2 separate regions of the Mus musculus genome follow, and region 1 is linked to region 2. Evidence: chromatin loops called from intact Hi-C (ENCODE). Cell type or tissue: left cerebral cortex. All regions are shown on one strand.

Region 1 (8,000 bases), 330 kb before region 2:
AAGCATCACTCCTGTAGGGAGTGGTTTTTGGGACCGTTTGTCCACAAGGGCTCCAGCAGTATCACTTCTAGAAAACTGAAATGTAATTACAGATACCATCTCATACGCTATGTTAAAAAAAAAGAAATCCTTTATAGTAAGAATTCTTTAGGGAACCAAGAGTGACTACAAATTATCACTACCTAATAAATTAATTTCTAAGCCTCTCCTTTTACATTGTTTCCTTCTAAACTGGAACACGTCTGCAGTTGATCCTGGAGGCAGCAGAGTCTGCAGGGGTTGGAACTCTTGGTTCTCACAGACAACACCTTTCTAATCACCACTCTTAAAGACGCAGGAGACAAAGCACAAGAGGTTATGCTTTGAAATGGAATTTTGGTCATAAAATAAACAAAGAGAAGCCCTTCGTGTGACACGGCAGCCTTTAAAACCTCAACTTTCTCACCTGATCAATCCTGTGGTTTGGTTACAACATATGGACTTTGTCTGCAAACCCCTTTGAAAGAGCTGTATTGACACCTTGCTGGAATCTGCCAGCACACTCCTTAGGGCCAGACAGTCCATCTGCTGCTGCTGCTGTTGCCGCCACCACCGCGATGCTGCTGCCTCCACAGCCTCTCTCTCTGCTTTGCTTTCTTCCACTGTGATTTGATTGGGAGTTGTTGCAAGTTGTTGCTAGGGGTTCCTCTTTCCCGTAGCTGTGAGTGATGGCAATAAAGATGACTGGATGTTGTCGGCTGTTGCCATACAAATCCAAGCTCAGGTTATTATTTACAAGGAGCCCTGGTTACGGGTAGGAGGCCCTATTCTAGTTTCTACCCCAAGTGCTCTAAAGCACTGTTTCCTCTAGATTAGGACACTTTATCTTTCCAGGCATCAGTTTTTGCCTGAGTGAGAATCTAAACTGGAACATTAAGGGAAGTGTAACCAAATGCTTTGACATTTTGTAATGCCCAGCTAGCTGCTTTAGTTCCATACAGTCATTAAGATAAGCCAACAGTGTAATGCCATCCAGAAATTAAGGATAAAGAAGAAAGGAAGCATGCCATTTTAATTAAAGCTGTGGATGGGAATAATGGGGACATTCTACAGTGATTGTGTGACTGCGTCTTAATGGAGTCCGAAGAGTTTCCTCTTTGGGAAGTGTGAGCTAATACACCCACAGAGAACTGATTAGGACGGGGATATTTATATTAGATAGGAAACGCTGGGAAGCTGAGACTTCAAATCAATACCCAGAGGCGAGATGTGGGCAGCTGAGGATGTGCAAAAGAACATATAGGCTGAAAATATTCCCCGTCAACGTTGATGGTAGAATTGCCCTATCATGCTACAAGTCAAGGATAGAAACCTTGCATAGAGATGCTTGTATTTTCAAGTATTATGTCTGTATATTCAGCACTCCACCAACAGCTGAGTAATCTGGGATCTTTTAGAACAGGTCATGTAAGACACAGCAGAAGGGGAAATGAAGTATGTGTTTAAAATTGGGGTTGTAGTGATGGGTCTGGTTGTGAAGTCCTTGTTATTCCTGTGGCCCAACCCGTTTTCATTTTCCCTCAGAAGGAATCTCCATGGAGCTAACTTTTGGCATGGCCACCTTTCAAATTTGTGCAGCTGCCCTGGCTCTGGGTGGGGAGCGGAAATTTTGGAGGAAAGAAAAATTACCGTAGGGTAAAACCTGGATCCTGGCTTTACATTTAACTCTCTGCCAGAGATAGATACATAGATAGGTAGGTAGGTAGGTAGGTAGGTAGGTAGGTAGGTAGGTAGATAGATAGATAGAGCGAGCAAGAGACAGACAGAGACAGAGACAGACAGAGAGACAGAGAGCTAGGGAGAGCACTTTAAAGGCCAGTGAATGGAGGAGTATTTCACTGTCACAGGCCCGTAGGTAGCAAGTAGATGCTGCTGCTCTTACTCTCAGGATGCCCTCTGTTTGACAGGCAATCATTTCCACAAAGATTACCTCGCCCTGGGTAGCTTGACCCCAGCAACCAAGATGTATCATTCAACTAACCTTTACCCTTTGCCCCCTGCCTCTCCCCCAACTCAGAGCCTTTTCTGTTCCCAGAGGGTTCTTGACTCCACAGGCCCAGGTGGAGTCTCCTAAAGGGAAGTTTAGGGTTGCCCTACGCTTGTGGCTTGGGTATCATATTTAGGCAGAGGGTTTATTACCAACAGATTGATAAACTCCATCCTCAGAGTTCTTAGCGCCCCTACTTAGGGATAAGGCCCCCAAATTTGCATGTCAAGACTTCTTAGGGGATGCTAATGCTGTAGCCTGGAGCAAAAACAGCGCCTTTCACAAAAGAAGGGGCTGCCAAGCTCTTTGGGCTCCCCCTTTCTTTTCATGTCTTCCGGTCCCTTTCTCACTTGTGGAAATTTCCCTTTCGTGTGGCTGCCCCCTGCTTTTAGACCGCTTTTTAACAGTCCCACTCCGGTCCAGGTCCTGAATGTAGAGGAGGGCGGCCTCTCCCCAGCCTTGCGCAGCTTTATTCTCTCAGCTTGTACCACTTTTCCACGCAAGCGCTGCCGGTTGCTCGCGCTCTTGTCTGAATTGTTGACTCTCTCTTTGGACTGCTAGCATCGAGCATTAAGTGAACTCTTATTTTTCTTTTTTCTTTTTTCCAAGTTTGGGTAGGGGGATCCGGTTTCCTGTTCTCCTGTACTTAGCAGCCCTGGGGTAGCTCTCCAGAGGCTGTGTCAGAGCCAACCTCCCTCCCCACCCCTCGCGCGCCAAATCCAGCCTGGGGCGCAGGGCCATTCCGGGTGCCAGCTCTGCTCTCATATTCCATCTGGCTTCTGCTCCAAATAGTGGGGTTTCTCAGGGTGTAGAAAGCTCCCGTGTGGAGGCTTCAGGCGCCAGAGCCCGGAGGGGGGCGGTAGCAGCGTCAGGTGGCTGCTCCGCGTCCCCGAGCGCCACCCAGTCACTTCCTACTCGGCGCACAGTCTGGGCTAGAGCAGGAGCCCTCTTGCATCTCAGCCCCAGGACCCGAGTCCTCCGGAGCTGCTGGGGTTTCGGACAGCGGCAGCAGGAGAAGCTGAGATGTGACCTGCTCTCCCCAGAGATTGCCATTTCCCTCTCTGGTGCCTGCCTCGCGAACAACAGCCCGCACCAGCCAGCGAGCACTTGTCTGGATCTTCCTGGAGAAAGGAGCAGCCACTAGGCGCTCGCAAAGCCTGGACAGAACTTTGGCTGCCCTGGGTAGCTGTGAAACAGCTGAGTGAGAAGGGTGGGCTAGGAGACCAAGGGAGCAGAGAGCTAAGGAATGGGGTCTTAGCCTGGGCTAGGGGTGGGGAGAGGGAAGTCGAGTTGCTCCTCGCTCTCTCCCAGAGCCCGGGCGCGGGGCAGAGGGAGAAATGCTGAGCCCGCGTCCGGGCTCCTGCCTCCCCGGCAGCATCTTCAGCAGCAGCCTCAGCATCAGCACCGGCGGGACAGCGACAGCGGGGGCGGCGCAGGCGCACTGTGCCCGGCGGAGCCTGCAGTTCCCCAGCCCCGTGTGCGGCACCGCCACAGTCTGGGCAGCGGCGGCCGGGGGAGCGCTACTACCATGAACTGCTTGGTCCTCCTTCCCAGAGCTGCTCATCCGGGTCGGGCTGGAGACACACTCAGGGGACCCCGCCGCCGCCGCCGCGCCCCCTTTTCTTTCAGCACCATCTCCACTACCTTTTCCTCCTCTTCTTCCACCTTTTCTTCCTGCTTCCCCCCCTCCCCCGCCGCGGATCCTGGCCGCTGCTTTCCAGACCCAGGATGCCGGGGGGCAAGAGAGGGCTGGTGGCTCCGCAGAACACATTTTTGGAGAACATCGTCAGGCGCTCCAGTGGTAAGGAGAGTTGCAGTTCAGAACATTCCCTACCTTCATCCCGCCCACGGCGCCCCCGTCCTGCCCATCCCATCCCTCTTCTAAGGGGGGAGGGGGTGTAGGCAGTGGTACCTGGTGGCTTAGGGTGGGTGGGGGCCGGGAAGGAGGTGGTGGAGGGACTTAAGTTGCATCTGTTTCCTAAGAGAGATGTACCCCCTCCCACCTGTCCAGACCTTAGAGTAGGAGCTAGGAAAGGGGGTGGGTAGAGCGGAGGTCCATCAAAATAGCTTTGAATTTCACTTTGATGATGAATCGCTCCTTGTCCCATCGCTCCCCAAACAAGCTGCAAGCGCTGACCAAATTCTTAGAGCCAGTTTTTGGAGGAAGCTTTCCTTTTAAGTTGGGAATGACTGGGAAAGTGGCCACTTCATCAAATTTAAGTCACTAGGATGGCTTTTGGACCCACTGTGCACAACTGAAAGTACCCTGCCTTAGGGCGAGTAGTCGGAATTGAATCCTAAACAGTCAGTGCTTGGAAAATGGGAAGGCAGTTACTCGGATCAAATTTGGTTTAAAGTTTCACGTTTTATTTGTTTTCTTCATTGCGTGTTAGTTTATAGGTTATATCTTGCCTATCGCACTTGACCAGAAGAAGGGTAAAAACAAAGCCATAGTTTCTGTACTTTCAATGCACTTGAAAAAAGATTTAAACAATACCACTCTACCTTGCTCCTGCACATGAAGGCGCCCTGCCTCTGACGTGCCTTTAAAATACCATCCATTTATGCGTGGTCGGATTATACAAATTTGATCTACTGGGTTTATGCATCTTTTAATTGTTTTAAAAACTCTTTTACATAATTTTTCAACTCCACAAGCAAACTGTATGGAGTATCATTTAAGGGTTTCTCTTCGGAACCCCTTTCTGGAGAACCATGAGAATATAATTCTGCACATGGATTTGAGTCAGAAAACAGTTGGAAGGTTCTGTGAGGGTTCTGTGATCCCTTGTTCTGTCAATCACTCATGGGAACCAAGTGTATTTGGGAGCCTTGCACAGGAGGCTCAGTGTGGGCCATGTGGCTAAGATCTTTGGCTGTGGGCTAGAGGGACACACACAAATGATAGCAGATAACTGGACACAGAGTAGTAGCTTAGACAATACCACCTCTTGGATTAGCATCTCTCTGAAAACTAGGCTTGCAGAGGCATCCTTGGAATTGGAATAACCTAAAGTGTTTTCTTTAGATGTTCACCTTGGAGTTTGGGTTGGAGCTTTGTGAATCTTTCTTTCATGTTAGTCAGTGTGTGATTCTGTGTAAGTATAGAGCTGCAGTGATACATTTGGATTTAAAAAAATAGCTTATAGTACTGCACAGTCATTTTAATCCCTGTATTATTTTTAGCTACGCTAGTGTGAGGTTCATATGCACTTTCAGGTTTTAGAACAATATAAATTAAGATAGAAGTTCATAATGGCATGAAACTTCTATATTAACCCATTGTCTTATGAATATCTTATAGAAATCTAGAATACAGGGAACATTACTTTTAAGACTATCAATTGCTGCGTGGAATTTAAAGGTTACTAGAATCAGTTATTTACAGACTTATGGCGATTTTCTTGCAAATTTCCCATCTTCTTGAGTTATTCTACTTCACGCTTTTTGTTTTTTGAGAGCAGTTTCTGAGGAAGACCTTAGAATACCAGACCCATAGACTCCCTGCCACCCTCTGAGGTGAAGAGAGACACAATGAGAAGTCCAGGATTGAAGTTTATCATTTGTAGCAGTATCAGTCCAAACTTTCTCAGGTTGGACCAGAGATGAGATGGTCATAGAATACGTTTCTGTAAAATGTGACATGAAATGATGATTTACGTCATGTGGCTCAGATCTGTCTCCTCCCTTCATCTCCACTTTATATCTACCATACAACATATGAATATTTTTATCTTATTTACACTCTGGGATTAGAATGCTTTCATTAATTTAGTGCTTCTTTCCCTGGTTAACGGCAAGTATGAGTGAGATTTACCTGCGTTGACACTTAGGGATCCCACCTTTCATTGTCTATGCCCAACTTTGAATAGTTGTCGGACGTAAAACCTTGGGATTTTGTTGGGCATGTGATAGAGACTTGAGAGTTATGCACATCTATATGTAGTAAGGACCGGAAGGCCTCAGCAAGTACCTGAATTGAGAACTGCAGTATGTGATTGGTCTATCCGTTTATGGGGGAAGGGCCTTCCAGTTGTCATTTCTCCCCAATTTGGCAGAGAAATTGAAAAACTCATCCTAAGAGATTGTTTAATTATGAGCAACAGATAAAATTCCCTCTAGGATTCTCAGAGATGGATCAGGTTTGTCACACTGGAGATTTAATCATTCGCCAACTTAAGAACATTGGGAATGCACTGCTGGCAGAGCTCTAGCTGAGGGAGTCAAGGAGGCAGCCTTCCCAGGTGATGTAAGAACTCAGAAACAGAGGCTGCATTTTATAGTGATGAGCTTCCTCACTCAGACAAGACCGTTTTCTTTTGAAAAGATCAAATCTTGTATAGAGTCAGATAAACACACGTGTAGAAAGAGGAAGAGATGACATGAAAGACTACAGACAAACAAGTGGACAGACATCCACCCAGACATAGAGATGGACATGGGGCAGGCAAAAAAAGTGCATAATTCACACAGACTGACAGAGAGATGGTGAGAAAACCAAAACCACACACACACACAGAGACAGAGACACACAGTCACACATAGGTACTGAGACACATGTACACACAAAGACACAGGTACACACATGAGAGAGAGGGAGAGAGAGGAAGGAGAGAGAGAGAGAGAGGGGGAGGGAGGGAGGGAGGGAGAGAGAGAGAGAGAGAGAGAGAGAGGGAGAGAGACATAAACATTTGTTTTTGTCCATGAGAGCCCCAGCAGCTAGGATTCTACCAGACAACTTTTTGGAAATGCAGACCAAATGAACAAGGGAAATGTCATATTGGCACGGAGTTTTTAAAGCTCAGAATTTTATAATCAAACTCCGAAGCCCTCATCTGTAGTGTCTTGGGGGACAGTGCCACCATGATGGCCTCTCTACTGCTGTTTTACTCTGCTTTCTCCTCCTAAAGACCAGAATTCAAGTTGTTAGTGGTGACTATGTCTATAAAAGAACGCAATGTGAGCCATTGTATAGGGTGGATACATAAAATTTTTTTTTTGCCAACTCTCAAAATAGGAGAAGCAAGGAATTCTCCCCTTAAAATTTAAGATTAAAGACTTGATAAAACAAATAAAAGGAACATGATAATCCTTAACTTGAAAACACAGAGAGCTTACTATTTTTGCAAGAATTTGTAAAGGTCAAATTATAAAGACAACAGGAATGTTTAGGTAAGCATTAAAAATAGATTTTTGATTTTGATTGACATATTTATAGACTGTGGTGTAGCATTTCAATACTCGGGTTCAATGTAGGATACTCAGAGAAAATGGCATATCTACCTCCTTGAGCAATTATCATTGCTTTGCGTTAGAAACAGTCCTACTAATTGGTCTGAACTATCGGATTGTTAACTATAGTGACGTTTAACTGTATATTTGGCTATTTGGATCAAAATAAGCTATGAAGAAGGGAGGGCTTGATAACTGTGGTTAAGTTCATGACACCCGAACAGCGCCATTATTGACTCCTTTCCTGAGTAGCTATGGACCAAATCTGTGTCAGGAAAAATTGTCAGGAGCTCTGCCATCTTTATATGGTCAGTGTTCATGCAAGCTATTTTTTTTAGTAAACACTAGGTTGTTTACTAAAGAGTTGTAAAATCACAGGTAGAGTTAAATACCCAAGAGACTTTTAGATGGAATACTAGTTTCAAAAGACAAGACATGTTAAAACGCTCAATGTTCCCATTCTCACGGGCAGCATATCTTACCCGTGCGTTCTTCCTGAATTCCTAATGAGTATCTAGCTATGGCTAGTTTGAGTGATGGTAAATTACATTGCTGTTTTTGAAAAATTGTAAATTCAAATAATATTTTTTGATGTGAGGTTATCCACTAATATTAAAGTACTATCAAAAATTAAGGAATTCTCTCTTTTATGAAAATCCAGAAGTGTTGTTTTTCTCTTAGGAGGAGCAGGACTAAGGGAGAAGAAAACAGAGAGGAGAGTGCTTTAGGAGCAGCTGGTCTT
Region 2 (8,000 bases):
AGCACTTTGTACCCTCCTCCTTTGTCTTCTCTGTCTCCTGTCTGTGTGAGGTCACCCATTTGCTCCACCCTGTGCTCCTCAACAGGAGGTTCCACATCACTCTCACGGCCTGAAGCCATAGAGCCAAGTGACCACAGACTTCTGCCTTCTGAACTGCTGCTGCCTCCTGCCTTCTGAACATTCCCCCTGGCCCTTTCTCTGCTGGTGGTCAGATTCGCAGTGATGCGTTTTCCTTTCCCCTTGTGCTTTTCCCGGTGATTTGTCTCTGATAATGTCAAGTTTGCCTCTTAAAGATGTAGTATTCATTCAAAATGTGATGTCTAGTTTCCCAAATTTTATTTTGTCCACCTTAGTAGTCCCTTGGACTTTCCAACTTCTGTTTCCTCTCTGGATTATTACTTGTTTTATCTTCAGTTTTCTATGCTCTAATAACTCATGCTGAGACTCTCTGGTCCATAAAGATTAGGCTTACTTCCAGCCCCTTTATTTTGTCCTTGTCATGGGCTTCTTAGCTTTGTCTCTGGTCTAATCAACATGTATCCCTCTAGCCTATTATTATAACCAGGCCCTGGGCTCTGAATTCTTTAACTTGTCACCTATATTTATCAAAGCAGTGTTCAATCTGCCTCAGGGATAGGAGCCTTTATCAAACTGCGTGACACTGGGGTAATGACATAAAGCTTGAATTTGGTGCCACAGACTTGTGTGACTATAGGCACTTCACCTAATTTTCCTTCCAACACAGTTAAAAATGAAGCTTTTATGCAGTTTTAATTGGACAGCATATCACAATATGCCTACCCCAGAGCCTGGCATGCCCCTGGGTCAGTAAAATTTGGTCAGAGAAGCAAGTCATCGGGAGTCAGATAAAGTAAGGAATTTGTTAAAGGGGCTGGTACATTGCAACTAAGCAGGTAGGTGATGAGATCAGCTTGTTTCTAATTTCTGGAGCAGACTGCCACATCTCTGTCTTTGTGTCTAGGAGGTAATAGCACCTTTGAGGCTCTGTCCATTGCAATTCTGTACTTCTTTCCATTGGGCACACTGCTTAAGCAGTTTCTGCAAAGTCATTTGCATTTGCATCTGGTAACATACCTGAAGTGGTCAGATCAGGAAGCTAGAGAAGAAAGGAGAAGGTGAATGGATCAAGTGGAGTGAAGCTGGAGCCTGCAGGGTAGAGTGGAGAAAGAGGGGATGACATTGCCCGTGAGACTTTGACTTTGATGAGTAGGAGACTTGAAAGACAAGTTGATACTGTGCCCAAAGAATATATCAAGTTCAAAACTAGAAGCCCCTGCTGGAGACACAGTACAGTAGATAAGAGTACCCTTCCAGAGGACTAAAGTTTGGCTCCCAGCACCCACATTGGACAGCTCATAACTGATTATAACTATAGCTCTACAGGAACCAATAAATTTTTCTGGCCTCTGAGGGTAACCACATAAATGTGGCATACAAATACAGACACTCACATGTTGCCTTAATCATTTCGTCTCTTGCTGTGATAAAATTCCAGGACCACCAAGGCAACTTATAGAAGAAAGAGTATCTTTGGAGCTTACTGTTTTAAAGGGTCAGGGTCTATTATGGCAGAGCAAAGACATAATGGCAGGAGCAGCCGAGAGCTCACATCTTGATCTACAAGCAGGAGGCAGAGGAGGAGGAGTGGCTTGAGAGTCTTTTGGAACCTTAAAAACCTATCCCTAGTGACATACCTTCCCCAACAAGGCCACACCTAATTTTTTCCAAATAGGTCAACCAACTGGGAACCAAGAATTTAAACATATAAGTCAATGGGGATCTTTTCCATTAAAAACTACCACACATAGATACAAGTAAAAATAACTCTTAAAAGATGTGGACTTCCAAGGTAGTAACAAGAAAGATGTCGATAGGGGTAGCATAGCCACAACAATATACACAAATTGCACTGCACTGTCTGAAACAGAGTTAATCTCCAATCTAAATGAGACTCTGAATATCTTTGGGATTCCATTTCACACAGAGACGAGAATTCTGTGAAATGTACTTGAAACCTAGGTAGCATGGCTTAGCACAGAATAACCACAAGCCTTTGTCTCTCTGCCTATCTGTGGCTTGATTCTATAGCTTAAAAGTACCAAAAACTTACATGCAAATTCTGCGGGTCTTGTTTAAATGTATTAATTGAATTGGGAATCTTTGATTCAGTTGGCACAGTCAGTTTCTTCCCTTTGTGAGGACATTCGGCATTTGTTCAAGGCTTTGGGTTTTGTTCTTTAAGCTGGGTCAGGCTATTTTCCTTTCCTTTGCTAGTTATTTTTCAACTGGGATTTAACACGATTCGAGGCTATGACTATAGCAATTTTGTACTTCTTTTTAAGAGTGGTGGGAGGATAATTGCTTTACAACATTCGAGGCCCCTTTAAGCTCCTTGGTGAGGAGTGGAGCATCATGAAACCTAAATTCACAAACTGTTTATTTAATTGTTTAACTCAGGCTCGCTGCCGATGGTCGTGATAAGAACACCATGCATCGCCCTGTCAAGGACAGGGCTATTTTAGTTTTAGAAAGATTTCCAGACCTTTTAAAACCTGTATGAGCTCTGAAGGTCTGGAAGACTGATGCATTTTTCACCAGATTAAATAATACATTCAAGTATAAGTGGCTTTCAAAGTGAGGAACTGAAGAAAAGGCCACTGGGGGGAAGCTGCTCTTGCTGTGTCTCCAAGGTGACTGTCACATAGCAATAGGCCTGGCCCCTGATAGGGCCGGAAACAGTGGTCTCTGTGGAGAGGTATGCAGCAGTCAATAGACCCCCTCCCAAGCTGTCACTCAGGCTGGATCTGAATTCCTCAGGAGAGACTTCATTTTCAGGGGAAACAATGTATTTCTTTGGTATTGAAGTAAGGAGATCGCTGCTTGTATCAACCTCCAAAATTAAAAGCCAAGCTCACATCTTAATTTTCTGAAGATGACTCCTCTGAGATCTTACGCTTGCTGAATGTCCAAGTGCATAAGGCAGGAGAGTGTGATAGGCATATCATTGACAAGTACATTATATGGAGCAGGTAGCATCCTTTAACCCCACTTCTGTCTCTTCAGCCTCAATCTTTTTCTCTAAAATAACTTAGCACTGTGTGTGTGTGTGTGTACCCATGTGAGCATGTGTGCGTGCGTGTGGGTGTGTGTATGCTCACATGTGTGGGTGAGTGGGGCATGTGTGTGGGTTGGGGGCGTGTGTGTGTCTGTGCACATGTGTGTGGAGGTTGGAAGTTAACATCAGCTGTCTTTCTCAGTTGCTTTCTTTCATTTTGGGGCTAGGTCTCTCACTGAAACTGGAGTTCACTGACTTGTCTAGACTGGTTGGCCAGAAAGTCAAGGGCTCCTTCTGTCTCCACCTCCTCAGTACTAAGATTACAAACAGGTATAATTATAACTACACCCAGCTTTTTGTGGGTGTTGGGGATCTGAACTCAGATCTTCATGCTTTTTCTGCCAGGGTTTTGCCAACAGCCAGCTTCCCAGGCTCTAGCAATGTTTGGGTTATCTAATTAAATAATCTGTCTGCCAATATTCTGTTAAGTTCAATATTGATTCTGGATTTGAACGCCACATAGAAATGATTCCAACTGCTCATTTTTATTTTTTATTTTCTAAATTAATGGTTTGGGTTTTCCAACATCAAGTCTCTCTAACACATCATCACATCATTACTAAAGATAGAATACTGTCTTAATAATTCATTAAGATCAAACACAAACCTAAGGAAACCCTCCAGCAGGCATCTAGAGAAATGTGAGGGCAGGGGAGTATAGGTGTGAGCCAGAGGTGAAGGATGGAGTTGAAGTTTTCTCACTCTGATGGACAGTGGACAGGAAAATCCAAATTTTGCAGTTTTACAGCATGGATCATTGGGTAGATGGTAACTGAAGGATTCGAGAACGAGCAATCAGACAAGGAGCAGGTGGGAGATGTGAGAGGCAAGTAACTAGTATTTGGAACTAACTGCTGCATGGCTGGGTACATCTGCAGAAGTTCTTTCCGGCTTTCCCATCCTGTAACCACCCTCTTGAGTACCAACAAACACACTCCCTTTTTGCCATCTGCGTTGGTGAGGAAAACCGCAGCTGCTTCCGTGTCCCTGCAGTTGGAAAGCCTTGCGATGCTGTCAGCATTTCAGACTGGTTCCTTGGCACAGGTCCGCGTGGTGGGTGGATTTCCTTGTGGATAATAATAGTGGTGTTAGCTGTTTTCAGCACTTGGCATATGAAGCAAAATTTGCTGAAATCAGGGCACCTGGGGGGAGCATCTTCAAATCGTGTCCTTTTAAAATGTTAACTAATGAACTCCAGTTTTGATGTCTTCCCAGAGCCCATGGGATTGTGGGTAATGAACACCTCAAAATATAAGGTTGATGCCCTGGATGCGATGATAAAATGTGCTTCCTATGCACTTTTAGAAACTGCATAAATGTTCCAGGTCAGGCAGCACAGCAGCTGTCATAATCTGTCGGCATCTTGTCACTCTCAAGCTTTATCCTCTGCGAGGGACTGTTTGTTCAGACTCCGGATTGTTCTTCTCATGAGAATACAGTATTCACAGTTCTATAAATACAGAACAAAATTTACTTGGGGTACTTTGGTGCTGGCATTTAATCTGGACTCTTGATTTTTATGATCAATCCAAACTAACTTTAAACAACTAAAATACCCTTTACATCCTTATGCAATGGATAGAGAATAGGACTATTTTTTATGTGTTATACTGTACTATTTTAAAATGTCTGTATACTATAACTTGGTATTGCCACTTCCTTTGTATACTTTTCGTGTTTTTCAGAACATCTACCCACATCCTTTAGCAAATATACAAATTTCACTGGAAGTGCACTCACTTGTTCTCCTTTGTGAGACTCTGAGTTTGACTCTCTGCACTAGGAGGAAAAAAAGATTGTTTGTTGTAAATATTGTAATCTGTATTTCCATTTAAGTGAAAATGAGATGAAAATAAACATCTCTAAGGCATCGATTGAGAAAATTAAATAAAACTCGGTCTTTAAAAACTTCTCAATATGTCATATTTTAAAACTTAAATCAATGTCCCAGCTCTTGCCAGTCATTGTATTTTAAATTAATCAATTCCATTGATTTATATTTAGTGCCTTTTAACTAAGATGGAATGATTAGTCCCCAGTGTCAAGAACTGAACAGTCAGGTAGTTGCTGAATTCTTAATTTAAGAGCTTTCTCATGCCTACTCCGAATTCTCAACATATCTACCCACCAGTTTGGTCTTTATCTACATCAAATGACTTAAAGTCCAAGTTTCATCTACTGGTCAGCCAACTCTTTGCCATCTTAAATACAATTAATCTTCTCTAAGATGAACTTCTTCCTATTAATTCTCTTTTTGAAAATCATCAGTAGGCATCAATTTCTTAGTTAATATGAGATTGAACCTGTTAGCCTTCAAAGATCCCACTGATCAAGAGCATCGTCTCCAGTTCAATATTGTGCTGTGTGTCCATTGTTATACTAGTATCTTCCTGCTCCATGGGCCACACTACTCTCCTCTCCCCATTGCTTTCCCTTGGTTATCATGCCCTCTCCTCTGTCTATTCAAAGTCTATACAGTATCATTATCCTGTTTCCCATCCCATTGTTGCTTTGACTTTCCCCTTGTATGGTCTCTGACTTAGTCTCTGTAGTTTAGTAGCAATTAAAACAATATTTCAAAATATCCAAGGTAGAAATTAACTTTCAATTTTGATTAAAAGGGGCTCCATGTTTTTTGTGTGTGCATTATTTTGGGGGGGGGGGAGGGAGGGTCTGGTGTTTTTTTTCTGGTTTTATTTTTTGTTTTGTTTTGCTTTTCCTTTTCTAATTTTTTTTTTAATTTTTAAGAGACAAAGCACATGAAGTTGGGTTGGTAGAGAAGCAGGGAGCATCTGGGATATTTGGGAAAGGGGAAAGATATAATCTAAGAATATTGCATGAAAAGTTAATAATATATTAAATAAATAAGGTTCTTAGTTATGAAAAATGTGTGTGTGTGCGCACGCACACATGCATGCATGTGCATGTATGTGCCCATACAATGTCTGTGGAGCTCAGAGGATTTCTTAAGGGAATTGGTTCTCTCATTCTACAATGTGGATCCTGGGAATTGAACTCAGGTCATTAGATTTGGTGGCAAGCACTTTACCTGATCAGCCACCTTGCCAGTCCAAAAGCTATTAGTTATAGGGAAAAGCACATTTCAACAAATGCAAAAAATAAACAACTTATTATTCAGTAAGCAGGTGTGTATCTATTATTTTGTATTGACATTTTCAACTAGCCAGTTTCCTCTGATTGACTCCCTGGCTATTTCTCCTTCCATAAAATATTCAAGCAAATCTCAGGGAGTCCATCAACTATCTTGCAACTTTACAAAATTTGAAAAAAAAATTGGCATCACTAATCCCTTGTTCGTAATTGCCCTGGGCTGATGCCTATGGTGGTCAAGAGCACTCATATAGCCAAACTATGTTTATATGTCTGTATTTGTACCATATAGATAATTATTCATAAGTGTATATTTTTTATATTTACTCATACACATCTTTGCTTCTATATATATATCTTTACTTCTTCCAATATAAATCACCTCTTTATATCTGTATATTCAATGTCTGAACATTCAATCAACTACAGACTAAAAATATTTAAGAAACTACTTCATTTAGGAGGCTAATAGATAAGAGTTGATACTGCTCTTCCTGTGGACCCACAGGGAAATTCGTTCTATCATCCACAGACTTTTTTCTTGTTCTTTTTCTTTGAAAATATACTGTAGTTTCTATTTGTAGAGCACTCATTTGTGATAAGTGTTGTATGTAAGCCAGAGACAGTTTGAAGTACATGGGAAGATGTGTGGAGTTCATATATAAATCTTACTCCATCTTAACAACAGTATTTGGATATCTGTGAAGTTTAAAATTGGGAGGGTCCTGGAACTATTCTCCTGTAAAGCCTGAAGGACAGCCATATTGATTTGTGCCTCTGTACATCCATAACTGTATTTTCATTCTTCACCACTTTTTGTGTATACTTTTTATATACTCAAAGAGGTTCACAATGAAAAGATTTGTCAACAAGTCAAGCCTACACTAAAGACTGAGAAGATCTTACACCCTACTGTTCATCTACCTAAGACCTAGTTACAGACTATGGATGGCATCTTTTCTACAAGAGGGTTCCCTTATTCCTTAATAAGTAAACAAAAGCACTCTCCAGTGAAGGTATGGTAAAAAATCTTTAGCTAAAATGTGCTTGGCAACATCCCACTTCCTGTTCTTTTCTGCACTGTGCACTGTCTGGATTCCCCTGAGTGTTCCATGCTGCGTTTGTGACATCTGTGTTATGGGAAACTCAGTCAGTTGGTCCAGGCCATTGCTATGCTTAAGATACCTGTAATGTAGACACAGGTGAACAGCTCCAATCTCGGTTGTTTGCATATCTCTTGCACTCATAGTGCTGAGGAAGCTTTAGATCCCTGCACTGGGCAAGACAAACTGCATACATGGGTTACCTATGACTGGAAAGACCTGTTACTATCATTGAAAGTCTCTGGCATCTCTGTTTTACTTGCTGTTCTCTGCAACATTGTTGGTAGACAGATGTGGCTTCTTTAGGCTCAATGAATAGCTTCTTGACTTTATTTCAACAATCACAGAAGTTTTTCTGAAGGAAACAGTACCAGTACTATGTTACCACCATGAATGTGACAGTGCAGAGAATCAGAAGTATGTAGTCTTCCTCTAGGGAAAGGTTTGAATGGCATGATTATTATGGCATTTTGTCACTGAAGACTTCCCTGACATCAAGGTGGGCTTATATTTCAATTCAAAGAAGGTTTATGAGCGGTTGGGATTTAGCTCAGTGTTATAGTAGCTTAGCTGACAAGCTTAGGGCTTTATTCCATTTAGAAAAAAAAAACAGAACAATTAAAACAAACACAAGGAAAATTTATGAAAAC

Evidence for each region. Peaks named below come from ENCODE experiments on the same cell type or tissue, not always from the same donor. Only the 100,000 strongest peaks of a DNase experiment are listed, where the experiment ranks them.
Region 1: a loop joins it to region 2, with 6 times the contacts of the local background. A loop is called at or near these places in 2 of 42 quality-filtered maps.

Annotation. Positions count from the first base shown.
Region 1 is chr12:75,172,283-75,180,282 of GRCm38, reverse strand. It overlaps Kcnh5 (potassium voltage-gated channel, subfamily H (eag-related), member 5), which reads left to right and starts at 2,951. Exons shown (of 11, transcript NM_172805.3): 1 at 2,951-3,827. The coding sequence starts at 3,755. In left cerebral cortex, no CTCF peak of the experiment used is centred here; DNase peaks (open chromatin) are centred at 3,801, 4,041, 4,800, 6,305 and 4 more places; H3K4me3 peaks cover 4,663 bases; H3K27ac peaks cover 2,453 bases.
Region 2 is chr12:74,845,285-74,853,284 of GRCm38, reverse strand. No RefSeq gene overlaps it. Among named protein-coding and RNA genes, the nearest start is that of Gm39473, 24 kb to the right of the region's middle. In left cerebral cortex, no CTCF peak of the experiment used is centred here; a DNase peak (open chromatin) is centred at 4,147; H3K27ac peaks cover 394 bases.